Linked DNA regions of Mus musculus: region 2 is linked to region 1. A link is a loop called in an ENCODE intact Hi-C map of the cell type or tissue named here. Cell type or tissue: left cerebral cortex. All regions are shown on one strand.

Region 1 (8,000 bases):
CAGTGTGCTTGTATGGTGTTGTATGTGTATGTTTGTGATGTGTGCGGTGTGTAACGTACACGTTTGCATGGTGTTATCTGTAGTGACGTGTGAGTATGTGTATGTAGTGTGATGTATGTGTATGCATGTGTTTATGTGTGATATGGGTATAGTGTGTGGTAAGGTGTGTGATGTGTGTTTATGTGTGTGGTGTTTGTGATACGTGTGAGAGTATGAGGCTATTGTTGGTGTGGACAGCAGCCTTCTCATTCTATTCCGTCTCTCATAATTGAGTTGTTTTAAATGCACCCATGTTAGCTTCATAGTAGAGAAACCCAAACTTGAGGTCTTTATCCTACAGTGACAGCTCGCAGCTGTGTGCCGGCGGCATGTGGGCAGAGCTGTTTGGACTTGGCCTTTGCATTGTAGAATATGATGGAACTTTCCCGTGTCTTTTACTGTGCCGTGTTCTCCCCTCCAGCACCCAGTCAGCCTGCAGCTGTGCCTCCATGGCCTTATGCTGATCTAAAGGACAAGGCAGAGCTGGGCATGTGGCCCAGTGGGTCGAGTGCTTGCCTAGTGTGCACGAGGCCCTAGGTTCCATTTCCAGCACAGTATAAACTGAATATGGCCATGCACAGTGGCAATCCCAGCACTCAAGAGACAGAGAAAAGAGAAAGGGAAGCCATGGTCAGAGCATTGGCCTGCGACGGGGACCTGAGCTGTCTTTGTCACTGTGTGTGATGCCATGCAAGGACCTCTTTAGTTACAGTCCCAGAAGTAGGACAGTTGACTCATAGGCTGGATCTATTTTTAGTTCTTTTTTTTTTCTTTCTTTCGTAGCATCTGTACTTCTTTATATTCCTACCAAAAATGTCTAAGAATTCCTTTTTCCTCCCGGTCTTAGTCACTGTTTTGTTGCTGCAGAGAAACCTCATGACCAACCCTTATGAAGGCAAGCCTTTAACTGAGGGCTGGCCTACAGTTCCAGAGGTTTAGTTCATTGTCACCATGGCAGGGAGCATGGCAGCAGGCATGTCCTTGGAGAAGTCCCTGGAAGCTGCATCCTGATCTGCAGGCAGAGAGGAAGACACCGGGCTTGGCATGGGCTTTTGAAACCTCAAAGCCTATCTCCCATGATGCCCTGCTTCCAACAAGGCCACCCCTCCCCCAAGTCCTTCTAATCCTTTCAAGTAGTGCCACTCCCTGGGGACTAAAGCATTTAAAGATAGGAACCCACAGGGGCCATACTTATTCAAATGGCCAGACCCCATTTTTCCCACTTGCATTTATTGATTCATTTATGTTAATTTTGTGGGGTGTGTGTGTGTGTGTGTGTGTGTGTGTGTGTGTGAAGTGGGGTTGTGAAAAATGTGTGAACATGTGTCCTTATGCATGTAGACACTACTAGGTATCTTCCTCAATCACTCACTATCTTATTTATGGATTTTAAGATATTTTTATTAGTTCTTTGAGGAAATTTATATATTTTGGCCATATTCACCCTCTCCACTCTTCTCAGATCCATCCCCCACCTCCTTACCTCCCCCCCCAATTTCATGTTCTCTTTTAAAAATATTTAATAATCCATTCACCCTAAGTTGTGCTGTCCACAGACTTCTAGATGTGGAGCTAACCACCAGAATCTGGTTGACCTACCAGGAGCCACAGCTTTAACAAAACCGACTCTTCCTCCTTCAGAAGCCACCAACTGCCAATAGCTCCTCAGTTAGGGGCGGGACTTAGGGATCCCTTCTCACTCCTCCCTAGAATGTTAAGTTGTTTTGTGCAGGCAGCCAAAGACAGTGTGAACATTCATGGGTCCTGTCCTGGTCCGAGACACCTTGGGATCTTACTGTCTTTTCACCCCTTCTTTCTGGATGGGCACTGAGCCTTGGGAGGGTGTGGTCCAGGTGTCTCACAGGTTTGCAGCTGAACACTCCACAGACACTTACCCTCCGAATTTTGACAGGTTGTAGATTTATTTGTTAATCACCATCCATGGCACGAAGAAACATCTTAAGATGAGGCCTGAGAGCTGTGCTGGCCTATGGATAGAAAAATACAAACTCAGAGGGCAACTAGAAAAGGGAACACTAGGGAGAAGGGTTAAATGGGAAAGGTTTGGAAGAGCCAGGCAGATAAGGTGGTGGAAGGGAGGATGACTCTAACTCTAAGGATGTTTAAAAAAAAAAAAAGTCATATGGAGACCTATTTCCTAAGCCCCCCACATATGTGTATGTATATAGTTATGTACATATCCATATAAAAGAGTCTAGCTGGAGTTATCCAACACAGGGGAGATTACGCTCATTAGAAACCATTGGTTGCCAAATAACCCTGTGGTTCATTGGGTTAGAAGTATCTCTGAGACTCCCAACATAATATAGGCTTGCTCTTGGTTGCCTATCTGCCCACAAGAACTTGATGGTAAAAACCTATTGCTTAAGACACCACAAACACTGGCTGTCACAGACATGGAAGAATCAAGTTGGGCACTGATCACAAAGCTTTCTTCCTGCTACCTGGCTCTCTTAGTACTGGAAGGTTCTAGTATGCAGGGTGCAGTGTACAGGGTGTAGGGTGCCCTCTCCCTCTCTCTTTGTCTCCCCCTCTCTCTCTGTCTCTCTGTCTCTGTCTCTGTCTCTGTCTCTCTGTGTTGTCATACTTTGCTATGAACCCTATGAACCGTAATAATGCCTAGCATGGGAAAGATAGGCTCATGACATGTCTGTTTTGGGGATAACCAAACACTTCCTGCTTTGATTTTAAACCTGTTCCACAAGAGGACACACAAGCATGGTACTGCAAATCTGACAAAGAACATATGGTTAAGGAGCTCACAGGGCCCAGGGGCTGTAGCACTTGCGCGCGTGTGTGTGTGTGTGTGTGTGTGTGTGTGCATGCACGGGCAGAGACACACACAGGCAGAGACTCTCACTTAACCTATCACCTCATGCACTGGGCTAAGATAGCTGACCAGTGAAGAGTTTTAGCTGCCTCAGGTTGCAATTTAAAAAAAAAAAAAAAGTAGCCGGGTGTGGTGACGCTCGCCTTTAATCCCAGCACTCAGGAGGCAGAGGCAGGCGGATTTCTGAGTTCGAGGCCAGCCTGGTCTACAAACTGAGTTCCAGGACAGCCAGGGATATACAGAGAAACCCGGTCTCGAAAAAACAAAAACAAACAAACAAACAAACAAATAAATAAATAAATAAATGTAGGTGTGAGGATTTGAATTCAAAGCACGTTGCAGATTGAGTCATCTCCTGAATTTGCCTCCTTCTACCTCTCCCCCTCCTCCCTCCCTCTCCTCATTTTCTCTCTCCTTCTCCTTCCCCCTCTTCCTCCTCCCTCTCCCCCTCTCTCTCTTCCTTTCTCTCTCCTTCTCCTTCCCCTCCTCCCTCTTTCTCCCTCTCCCCCTTTTCTCTCTCCCTCTCCTTCCCCCTCCCCTCCTCCCTCTCCCCCTTTTCTCCCTCCCTCTCCCTCCTTCCTGTGTGTTGTGTGGGCCTGCATGCAGGTGTACAGGTATGTGCTGCTGTTTCCACAACCTCAGGTCTTTCTCATCCTCTCTCCACCTTATTTTTGAGTTCTTGATATCATTTCACCCAGGTTTTGGAGAGTCAGCTAGGCGGGGCAGGCCAGTGAGCCCCAGGACCCCATCTGTGCTCCCTTCCCCAGCACTGGGGTCTGCACTGGGGTCACCCTCACACCAGGCTTTCTGAGTGGTTTCTAGCCATTGACTTAGTTCCTTAGGCTTGCATGGGCAAGTACTTTACCAACTGAGCCGTCTCTACTTTTTATTTATTTTTTGATGATAACCACGGAGACTGGGGTGGGATGGAATCTTGCCATTTTGTTTTTCATTTCTCTGGTAACTATAGGTATTGAACATTTTAAAATATATTTGGTTGGCATCATGGGAGAAATGCTTCAAGTTGTTAGTTCAGGAAGTGCTTTCTAGATAGAATCCCAAGACCAGGAAACTATAGCCCTTTTAAGCATAAACACACTAGGAGAAAGATTCAGATTCGCTGGGGGCAGAGAAGGAACACTTGCCTCCCCCTCCCCATGAGCTGGGGTTTTGGGGGCAGCTTGGATTGCTTCAGACACCCTTTTGTGGGGGACATAGGTATCACAGTGATTTGCAAGTGAGAAAACAAGGCACAGAAAGAGGAACTCAAAAGAGCCACACACGGATGATAAATGGAAGAGTTGGCATACTGTCACATGACCATGATCTCGCTTCCGCCCTGCTTGTTCGGCTGCGGACAGCTCCTACCCAGAGATCCTACTCAGAACCAGCTATTTAACACGTGAAAGGCTCAAGTGCAAATGGGAATTTAAACTTTGCTCACCAAACAGCACCCTGGGGCATTAGCTCAAAAGAGGCAGCATCCAGGCCATGGCATCCCAGGGATACCGGGAGTCTAGCTGTGATGACTGTAAAGTAACCTTAGGACTTTGCGGGGGCGGGGTGGGGTGGGGTGTGGGGTGGGGGGAATCGTTAACTTCTCTGACCCAGGGAGTGGGGCTTTCAGCTGGAACAGAGCCTTCAGACTTTCAGAAGCAGGTTGGCAGCAGACAGAGAACCGAAAACTTAGCCGGGGCTTGCGCGCATGCGCGTGTTTCCAATGACGCTAACTGGAAGACCCTGCTTTGGGTGTGGGTGGCCTGGATTCCCACCTCCACCCCACCCCCACCCCATACACACACAACAACTTCGTTTTGGCTAGGAAAGTGTCTGCAGAGCTTGCATGTGAATATCACAGCCAGTCAGAGCACCACACTTCAGCAACCTGGGGGCGGGGGGCTCTCTGTCAAATTACTCCTCTCAAAGTGTCTTTGTGGATGCCACGCCTGGGAAATCATGGTGGGAGCTGCCTGACGCGGGGCGCTTCATTTCCAGACAGTTCCCAGAGGAGGTAAACTGCGTCATTCAACAGAAATGCCCGGTAGTGTGCCGGGCACTGAGCAACTGAAGGTGGATTGGTTGGTCAGGAGCAAACCTGCCTGCCTCCTGCTGGAACTAGTTTGGTGCGCGCTCCCACTGTGCCCTTGGGCTTCTGAACAAGTGTCTGCAATGTTCTGGAATAAGCTTGCTTCTTCTCCGTCACCAAATGGTTTGGTTAAGGGTGGTGGTGGGACGCGGAGGGTGGAGATGAATTGAGAAGCAGTTGTCGATTTCCTCCTTCTTCCAAACATCAAAGGCAGCGGTGGATGACAAACTGAAGGACAGAGGGTTTGATGATGCAAGAGGAGCCAGCAGCAACCAAGGCCAGCCTCTTGCGGGTGTGGGCAGGGCCTTCTTTACAATGAGTTCACACACACACACACACACACACACACACAGAGAGAGAGAGAGAGAGAGAGAGAGAGAGAGAGAGAGAGAGAGAGAGAGAGACTGCTCTTTCAGAACAGCCCTAGGAGGTTAGCTTCAGACTAAGACAGGAGACAGAGAGTCCTTGATTTTGCCAAGGTTGCACAGCTGGGGAGAAACCCAGCTATGGCTTCACCTTGGCCCTTGTTAGGACTCCTTCCTAGTCCGGTTGCAGTCTCCTGGATCTATTTTGATTACACTGGGAAATTGTGGTATCTTCGGAAGAGGTGGGCTGACCATTCTCCATGGATGACCAACACCTGGTGTGGTGATTAAGGTCATCAAGTTGACTGGATTTAGACCCACCTTCCGATGTGTCTGTGAGGGATTTTCTAAACTGGGCTACTTGAAGTGGGGAAACCATCTCTGAATGTGGGGAGTGCCACCCCATGGGCTGGGGCTCTAGAATGAATAAAAAGGAGAGGGGAACTGAGCACCAGCACCCATGCCTCCCTACTTCCGGGGACCAGCTTCCCCCCACTTCCGGGCTCTAGGCACAGTGGGACCAGCTTTCTCATGCCTCTGCCTTCCTGCTTTCTCTGCAATGATGGGCTAACTCCTTCTTTCCTTAAGTCACTTTTTGCCACAGCAATAAGGACAGCAACTGGTTCCCCTGGAGTGCAGAGATGAAGGGAAAAGGGGGACAGACCCTTGGCAGACCTTTGACCTTGACATTTCCTATGTCTCTGAGCTCTGAGCCAGCATTAGCTGGATTAGAAGATTCTAGATGGAAGCCACGGGATCCCTTTGAGTGGTCCTTGCCCTGAGGGTGGTGGTAGGTCAGGTTGCTCTACTGCAGTGAGGATAACACCGGCATCCTTCCTCTCCATCCTTCTTGACTGACACAGAAAGACTTTAAGCTCTGTGGGTCAGCATCCTCTGTCATCCTGAATACAGAGTTTGGTACCTGGGCAGTTAAAGAGTCATGGAAACTCTACAACTTTATACAGACACATGTGCAAAAGGTTCCCTTCAAGGCTAGTTGACTAGAAATCATGTATGGATTTATTTAAAAACAATAATAACCCTTTCAAGACACTGAGGAAAACATGAGGGGAAAAATCTCAAACAAGTTTAGTCTTCTAAATTGCCACTTCAAGAACAGCCAAAAAAAAGAATGACAGCAGAGACAATAAACCAAAAAACAGTCCAATAAAGACAGCAGAAATTATGAAAGCGAGAAGCATCAGTAAAATATGAATAGTCATCAGCTGAGAAATCAGAGCTGGGGAGGAGGGACTCCTGGGCAGTGGTGCAACCTCCTACAGCCTCGCTGAGATGACCCAATGTATACAGAAGTGAAGGCTACCAGGCTGCCACCTCTCTCCTAACAGGAAATAAGTACACGAGACACCCTTAAAACTATCAAGGAAATGGAACTAATAATTCACAAACCTTCAAAAAAAATTAAAAGGGTAATTTCAATCTCTGGAGTGTTTCATCTAAAATATTATACCAAGTGACTCATAGTAATTCCATAAAACAGAAAGAGGAAGAGACAGGGGTGCTACTTAAGGAAGACAGGGCTATCTTTACCTCCAAATCACACAAATATGGCAGGAACAGATGCCACGTAACTCCCCTCATAAAGAAGACACAATGTTCTTGTTTATTTTTGTTTTCCAAGACAAAGTCTCATGTAGCCCAGACTGGTTTCAAACTCACTATGTAAACAACCTGGAATCTCTGATGCTCCTGCCGCCAGAATGCTGAGATTTCAGGAAAGTGTCACCATATCCTCTGTGTATGTGTGTGTATGTGTATGCACTTGAGTGTATGCCACTGGAGATTAAATTGAGGGCCTCATGCATGCAAGGTGCAAGCACTGTACCAGTTGAACTACAGCCTTGGCCCAAGAAATGTACTTTGACCTAAACCTTACATCTCCTACAAAAGCTAACACAAAGCAGGCCAAAGATTTAGGTACAGCATAAAGCTTTAGAGCACTTGTGAGATGCCATAGGACAGGTAACAGAGTGACCAGGTATGACAGGATCTCTAAAAGAAATATCAATGCACCAAACTTCGTCAAAATGGAAATGTTTGCTCAGCAGAAAAAGACCTGCTTGGGAGGATCGACAGCTGAGCTTCAGCCTGACAGAAATATTTGCAAACCACAAATCTAATGAGGAACTCATATCTAGGATATATAAAGAACTCATTAAAAAAAATCGAGAAGATTCAAATCAAATGTGGGCAGGAAATGCAGAGGGGTCACATGGATGGAAACAGATTCATGACTGGTCATGGGAGACGTGCAAATAAAGCCCCAGTGATCTGTGACGACAGCTCACAGGCACACTGCCTGGCCAGTGGTTGTAGAAGGAGCGGAAACCCTGTCTTTCTCCAGTGGGACTGGGAAGTGGTACAGACTTTCTGGAAAATGACAGGGCAGTTTCCTAAAAACAACAAAACAAAACATAACCAACCAAAAAAACCCAATAAATATAAAACTATACCTCTGATGTTTGGCAACCTAGCCACTGCACTCCAGGGCAGGCGGCCCAGGGGAGCTAGAATCAAGCTTACCCCAGGAGACCTCGGGGAATGTCCATCCGAAGCCCTCTAAGTGATTGATCACACAGAAAACCCAAGCTGGAAAGAGTTAAGACATTTCCGGTAGAGGAACCATTCCATGAATGAT
Region 2 (8,000 bases), 63 kb after region 1:
ATGAAATGCACTGGCCGCTGTCCCTGCCATATCTGTTTACTCAATGAACTTGTATATAAGTGATATTAACTAACTCTCTTTTGAAACTCTAGTAGAATTATCCAGGAAACCATCAAAAACTGGAAGTAGAAAGAAAGAAAGAAAGAAAGAAAGAGAGAGAGAGAGAGAGAGAGAGAGAGAGAGAGAGAGAGAAAGTGGTTTTATTTTGTTTTTGTAAGTCATTGAGTTCATTATTTTTATATGTGTGGTTAGTGGTAGCATTGAACTCTACTTGGATTTTTTTAAAAAACATTGTCTCACAGCCTCCCCCATAAGTCTTATGAGAAATTTTGTCAAATTGGGCTAGAGAGCTGGCTCAGCAGTTAAGAGCACTTGCTGCTCTTGCAGAGGACTGAACATCAACTCCCAGCACCCAGTCTGGCTGCTCACGACAGCTTGCAACTCCAGATCCAAGGGATCTGATGCCCTCTTCTGGCTTCCATGGGTACCTGCACTCACATGCATATTCCCCAACATGGATACATAAAATAAACCTTAAAAAAAAAATGTCAGCTGACCTCGAAAGAGGTCTCAGCTCTTGGACTTGCTGCTGGCCCCCACTCTCCCGTGCCTCTAATCCTTTCTATTCACTACTAGCTTCCTTCTGCTTGGTCTGAATCTATTTGGTAACTCTTTTCTATGTGTGTGAGGAATGAGCTTTGTCCTTTTTCCTAATGACTGCACTTAGCCCTGGAAATCTCCTGACTATGTGCCTGTTTAGTTGTGTCTCACTGATTTTCTTTCTGATAATTTTTCCACTTTGATAAAGTCTAGCCTAGGTCCCGGTGAGTTAAGCTTCTCCTGTAATCTCTCCATTGCTTGATACTTGGTTTAGTCCCACTGTGGGCAGGTAACCCACCCTGGAGCAGTTTACTATCTTAGAACATATCACAATCTATTTTGCTGCTTGGGATAGAATCTACTTTAGAGCACATTCTGTGGGTGTTAGAGGAGAAAGAGAGTTCTCCATGGTTGGGAGGACAGTTTTATGTCGCATCAAGATCCTGCTGAGAGTGGTGGGGTCTGGTGGTGCTTGTCCGCACACATCTTTGATGACTTGCTATCCAGCTTTTATATTAATTGTTAAAACCACTAACGTCTCTAATACCTTAGCTTTTCTGTTTTACCTTTTAGTTCTTTCCAAGTCTTCCCAGTCTTTGGTGAGTTTCTTTTTCTTTGTGTACTTTATCATTATCTCATTTCATGCATACATATTTAGGACTGGTGTCTTCGTGGTCATTGATTCCTTGGTTATATAAGGTCTGCAACCTTAGTGAGTTTCTCTGACTTAAAGTCACTTTTCCATTGTGGCAGTGTCTATGATCCCATTTAACTAAGAGGTTTACCCTAAGCCAAATATCAACTCAAAGAAATAATTGTTATTTAAATCCAAATAAGACAGTTTCTAAGTCAAAACCTAGTGGCCTTTGGTCATGAAAACCAAAGCATCCTATTGTAGAAAATATTTAATCTCAGCCAGGGGCTTCTATCCTGTGTTTGATTATTCAGATCCCAGATAAAAGACATGCATGACCTTTATATTTATAATAAGCCTTTATGAGCACTAATGCTTGGCATATATCTACCCTCTATGCTATTAAAATCTATTTCCTATCGATAACCCTAAGTTATTACTATGTTTCATTTGGGCTGCTCTTAACTCCAACTGTCCAGTCCTCGGGGCCATATTTTCTTGACTACTAACCCATGGTGTCTTTCTCTTCTCTCCACCTTCTTCTCTCCACCTTGTGGTCCTCCTCTGACCCCAAGCCTGGGAGTCCTAAACCCTGCCAGTGTCTTTTCTGCCTAGCTATTGGCTGTCAGCATCTTTATTCACCAGTCAGGGGTAATTTGGGGCAAGGTCACATAGCATCACCTGGGTCTATGTGAGGTCTCTGGGAACCACCAGTATTTAGCATAGCAAAATTCCAAACCTCAACAGCATCCCCCTTCCAGTCAGGCAAAAGGATGACAAATTGGCCCTGCTAGTAAAGACAGTTGTCACTAAGCCTATGACCTGAGCTCAATACCGAGGACACACACAGTGGAAGGAGAAACCTGATTCCTTCAAGTTGTTCTCCACACACAAGATGCACCATGTGCACACACCTAGACCTACCCAACACACACAATAAATAAGAATATAATTAAGAAAACTTTATTTTTCTTATTTAGTTTCTATTCATTGTCATAAACTTGACTCTGCAATCCAGCTTGGCTTGGAGGGGAATGAGGAAAATATGGAACTCCAAGAATTTCATTGAGAGCAGAAATTACAGAGTATTGTGAGCAGATGGGGTGGCAGGCTCTCTTGGGGTATGGTTGTGGGTGCTCTTCTGAGCTACTAAAGTTCTGGTGGGTATGATTGCAAGTCAAAAGAATTAGAGTTTTTTCACAGTCAGAAATGGTGATCTTCTTGCTGGTCTTGCCATTCCACAGTTTGCACGATGCTCATGCCTTCTTTTACCTTCCTAGAGGCCACATGTTTGTCATCCTGCCACTCAATCTTGGCAATGAAGATTAAAAAAAAAAACACCAACACCAACATCAACAAAAGACCTGGGAACTGCTTGTGTTTGGTCCAGCATTGGCCATGGATGGGATGCCAGAACCTGTATGCTTCAGGATGACCTTCTCATCCTCAAATTTCTCCACATAGAAGACTCCAGTGCTATTATGGCGTGTGACGTCACCACCCTGGAACAATTCTGTGAAAGGAGTAGCCCCTCCCCACACCCCAGTTTTTAAGATTTATTTAAAGATTTGTTTATTTATTTTCTATATATGAGTATACTCTAGTTGTCTTCAGACATATCAGAAAAGGGCATCAGATCTCATTATGAATGTTTGTGAGCCATCATGCAGTTCCTGGGAATTGAACTCAGTACCTCAGGAAGAGCAGTCAGTGTATGTGAGTACACTATAGCTGTCTTCAGACACACCAGACAAGGGCATTGGATCCCATTCCAGATGGCTGGGAATTGAACTCATGACCTCTACAAGGGTAGTCTCTCCAGCTAGGAGTAGCCCTTCTAGCCAAACCCTTTCTCTCCCAAACTCAGAGCATGGAAGTTTTCTGCTGCTGCCTTTGGAACTTTGTCTGCAAACAGCTTGAAGGAGGTGCAGCCCAAGGGCTTGACCATGATGTCGAAAATCACAGTGGGGTTGATCACAGCTGCAGGAAGCAACAACAGGGGACAGCAACATCTGCAAAGCCGAGAAAACTTTTCAGTCTAGAGAAATGCATGCCCACACCTGTATTTCTGGATGTTGTTCTGAATGCTAAGCCAGAGTGAGCAGGTGTGAGAAGGAATCGCACTGGCACGAGAGAAAGAGATGAATAGCGTGAATGTCATCCTCTGCCAAGAGGCCCATGATGGCACTCTGTCCCTAAGTGTTCAGATTCAGCAAGGGTTAGGTATTAGCAAGAAAATGCACAACTGGTTATGAAAGGAACTTGAGCAAGCAGAAAACATGAGCTCTCTGTGCTTGGAAAAGATCTAAACACAATTCTGAAATTAGTGGTAAATACAACCTAGAAACTCAGCCAGGGGTGCTCAGCTGATAAAGTGCTTGCTCTGCAAGTCTGAGGATCTGAGTTCAATGCCCTGGAACCCATTAAAACTCCAGGCATAGTGGCGCATCCTTGCTGTGAGTCAGAGGCTGGTGCTCAGCAGCCAGTCAGCTTAGCTGAACCGTGAGTTCCATATTCAATGGGAGACTGTCTAAAACATAAGATGGAAGCTGACTAAGGAAGACACCTGCCGTCAACCTCTGGCCTTTGCATACATTCACAGGCACCGGTGCATGCACCCATGTGTGTGAGTGCATGCTCGTGTGCCTGTGTGGGGGCATGCGCATGCACGCGTGCGCGCGCGCGCGCGCACACACACACACACACACACACACACACATTAAGGATGAAAAATAGGGACTGTGAGTCTGACTGTCCCTGTTAAAAGCAGTACAACGTTGGCGTCATAGGAAACGGTGCTATGAGGAGGAGGCTGGTAGAAAGTGTGGCTAGCTCTGCTCCTGCTGGAGTCCACCCACCATGTAAAAAGTTATCAGTTTCAAAATAATGGATGCTTGTGAGCTGGAAGACAATTTGTTATTTGAAAAAAAAATCCAAAATGCCTGTTAGCTGTTATTCCAAAATAAGTTTCACATAAATGATAGCATTGCATATAATCATTAAACCAAAATGGTGCTACCAACCCAACAGGTAAATTGTATAGGTCTTGCCAAATTATGAAAGTCCTTTTCGAATAGGGTATAAACTCCAGGTGTCAATGGGAGCAAATCTGACACATTAGACCTCACAGAAAAGTCTACTGCAGTTTAAAAGGCCATAGATACACGCCAGGCTGCTGTAAAGTAAAACTTAGAGGTGTTAAACTTGTCAAAGAGGGAAGCCCTTAGTACAAAGGGATTCTCACAAGACATCAAGAAAAAAGATGGATGACCAAGACCAAGCCTGGCCTTCAGAGGCCTTGAATGAGTACTCCACAGAGGAGACAATAGTGAGGCAATAGGTAAACAGGACTCAGTGCCACTAATTAAAACACAAATCAAAACAACTACTGCATCCAATCCTATGGAACCATCAGGAGTTTGTTGGAGAGAGTGTGGATAACCTTTTCCACGGAACTGTAATTGGTAAGCCAGCAGCAATTCAACTCCATTTCTTAGAAATTTATTCTACACAAAGACAACATTGTGGTGATTATTCCACACATTATACATGGTAATTGAAAACATGGTTTGCTTGGTTTTGTTTTTTTTGTTTTGTTTTTGTTTTTTTTAAGATCTGTTACAGATCTACATACATTTTCTCCACACGTGAAACTTTTTTTTTTTTTGCAGAATTTTGGAACAAAATTGGATGCGAGTTGCCTGAGTTCCTCTGAAGAGAGATGCTGCGTGGTTGGAAGGAACCCATTGTGTGCTTAGAAGGCTGGTAGTTCCTGGGGAGATGGATGGTGGTCCTGAGTCCTGGGGCATACAGGCAGAAAACTGACAGCCTTTCCTAGCTGAGGCACGGCTGGGCTCTTCTTTCTGGGAAAAAGAAACAGCGTCTCAGAATTGCTTCCTCAGGGGACCATGGGCAGGAAGGATGCCTTTGTGAAATGTGCTGTGGCTTCCTTGCAGCAGCTGTGGGTCCCAGGGCCCTGGATGTGCATTTGCTCCCTCAGAGACAAGCAAAAATACTTTACAGATACAGGAGCCAAATACACTTGAGTGGGGACTGGCTTTCCATGGGAAATCTCCACGGTTTGTGGGAGAGATCCTTAGGCTCGTTCCTTCCAAAGTTCACTAGCAAAGTCATCCGAGGAAATATGAAAAGGTGAGGGGTCCAGAGTCTCAGACTGTGGAGGAAGATGAGACATGCCTCCACTTATTTAGGAAAATTAAAAATAAGATTGTTTTTCCCTGTCACTGTAAAGAAAGCTGAATTCCGAAGGGCAGGACCCATGGCCTTCAGAAGAGGTTCAAGTGAGTCCCTGTGGGTTTTCTGGGAAGTGCTATTGCACGGGCGATTCCAGGTAGTTGTGTCTGTCCAAGCAGCAGTCTGGCATCTAAAATGCATCCTGATCTTGTTTTCTGTAAGGGAAATTCCTGGCTAGGATAAGTCTCAGCTGCTACCCCAGGTAACCCTTTCCATCAGCGGACAGGCAATAACTGGGCTTTCTCATTGATGATTCCTCCATGAATGTGTATATATGGGAGGGGGTGTGCACATGGATCCACAGAGGCTGAAGGAAGACACTGGGCTTCCTACTCTCGCTCTGCCTCATTCCCTCACAGACTCACAGACTCGTTCACTGAGCTTGGAACCCGGTCGGCAGCTAAGAAGCCCTAGCCATCTTACTGTTTCTTCTTCCCCCCAGAAGAGTACGAGGGTCCCAGGCACAACTGTGGCTATTCTTAGCTTGCAGATTTGAACTCAGGTCCTTGGACGTCGGGGGAACAAATGCTCTTACCCAATGAACCATCCTGGCTCTCTCTCTGATTACTTCTGCAGAGGAATTCAGTGTTGGCTAGAATATCACCTCTTCCTTCCATGTGTAAGGGGGTTATTTTCTCCTACACATGACTGACCACCATCTATACTTATAGAAATAATAGATAACCTCTCATTGAAGTATGTACACACAAACACACACACACACACACACACACACACACACCACGGAAATGGGGGAAATGATGAGCAACACCAGAGTGGGCACCTTCTCGTAAATGAAGACTTGATTTTCACAATGCCTAACTCTGTGGGTAAAACCAGGCTGCAGGTTGGCGGCAACAGTTTTTTTTCTTACCATGCTTCCCAGCCTAACCCCGTCTTGGCACATGGCAGAGAATGTGAGACACTTCAGTCATTTCCATTCTTCACATTTAAAAATGCTATTTATTATTGGGGAGCTCACATGCCACAGTGCACATGCGCCAGTCAGAGGATGACCGTGGGGACTCCGTTCCCTCCTTTCATCTTTCCAGGGACTGAATTTCAACTTCCCAGGTTTTCATTCCAACCATGTTTACCTGCCCAGACATCTTTCTGGGCCCTGGTTCTTGAGTTTTAAATGGCCCAGCAGTGGTCTTCATTATTTCCAAAGATAATACTCATAGGTTTCAAATACGAGATTACACTGAGAATTCGGGAATTCAGTACTGTAAGGTGATGAGAACCCTCAGGAAAGGCGGGTCAACGCAGGGATTCATAAATGGGGCACATGACCTCTGTGAAGACGTGGGTCAGTTCTGCCGTGGGCTCTGATGGGAGGGGTCAACAGATCAGAGCTGGTAAATGGCTCTCTGTCCCTCAAGAGCATGTCACAGGGATGTTGCTCGGTGTTGAAGAGTTTGGGGCAGACAAAGTGGAGTGTGGAGAACAGTTAGGCACTGGAAACATCCTTGGTGTGTGGAATTTTCCAAGGGAAGCTATTTCCTTCGGACCCTGGTAATTCTGTCCCTCCCAATCCCCCATTTCCCACCATAAATGTTGAGAACTCCAAACCTACAGGGAGAAGCTGCCATTCACATTCTGAAAGCTTCAAGTGAGATCAGACAACCCGGGCAATTTCCCTGGGCCTGGGGATTAGGGCCAAACACCCACAAAGGAAGGGAAAAACCAACATTAATTAGGATTAACTTGAAGAGCCGGTGAGAAGGGAGACAAGCTAGAGACGTGATGATTTGGAAACTAACGCAATGTTTCATGTGGTACTTAGACAAATTGCCTGAGTGTCTGAATGACCGTGTGGGCCTGAGGAAGGGTTGATTTGGAGAGGGCAGACAGCGCCTTAGTTTCTGAAGTAAAGTACTGCAGAAAGATTGTACGTTAAAGCTTAAGGATTTTAAAATGTTTTAAACAAGGGAACCTCCATATTTTCATTCAGTGAGAAGAAAAACCCAGAGAAATCTGTCATGTCTTCCACTGTTCAACATACATGTACATGTGTGTGTAAAGAAGCATGCAGTGAGTGCAACAGTGTGTGAGCATACAGAAGCCATAGAAGCACACCTGTGCATGGCCTTGTCACCCTAAGACAGGGCTTGTCACGGAACTGGAAGCTTGAGTTTTTGCATGGCAGGCCAGTGAGCTCTCAGGATCCACTTGTCTTTACCTCATAGTATTTGGGTTATAGCAGTGGCTCTCAACCTTCCTAACGCTGTGACCCTTTAGTCTAGTTCCTTTACAGTTAGTGACCCCACCCCCCAACCATAAAGTTACTTCATTGCCACCTCAAAACTGTAATGTTGCTACTGTTATGAGCCATCATGCGAATATCTGTTTTCTGATGGTCTTAAACAACCCTTCGAACAAGTCATTTAACTCCCAAAGGGGTTGCGGGTGCGACCCACAGGTTGAGAACCCCTGGGTTGCAGGCAATGCAGCCATGCATGGCTCTTTTCATGGATCTTGTGGGTTCTGATTCAGCTCCTCATGCTCTCAG

The links. A loop is a pair of places that touch in the nucleus more often than their neighbours do. Peaks named below come from ENCODE experiments on the same cell type or tissue, not always from the same donor. Only the 100,000 strongest peaks of a DNase experiment are listed, where the experiment ranks them.
Region 2: it touches region 1 in a loop (2.2-fold over the local background); 6 of 42 quality-filtered maps call a loop at or near these places.

What each region holds. Positions count from the first base shown.
Region 1 is chr13:51,397,573-51,405,572 of GRCm38, reverse strand. The region is part of intron 1 of Gm32834 (a long non-coding RNA gene); the gene reads left to right. Among named protein-coding and RNA genes, the nearest start is that of S1pr3, 7.0 kb to the left of the region's middle. In left cerebral cortex, no CTCF peak of the experiment used is centred here; DNase peaks (open chromatin) are centred at 822, 4,193, 4,626, 4,987 and 1 more place; H3K4me3 peaks cover 967 bases; H3K27ac peaks cover 1,891 bases.
Region 2 is chr13:51,334,131-51,342,130 of GRCm38, reverse strand. All of the region lies in intron 2 of Gm46414 (a long non-coding RNA gene), which reads right to left. It also overlaps the pseudogene Gm6056. Among named protein-coding and RNA genes, the nearest start is that of S1pr3, 70 kb to the left of the region's middle. In left cerebral cortex, no CTCF peak of the experiment used is centred here; a DNase peak (open chromatin) is centred at 4,041.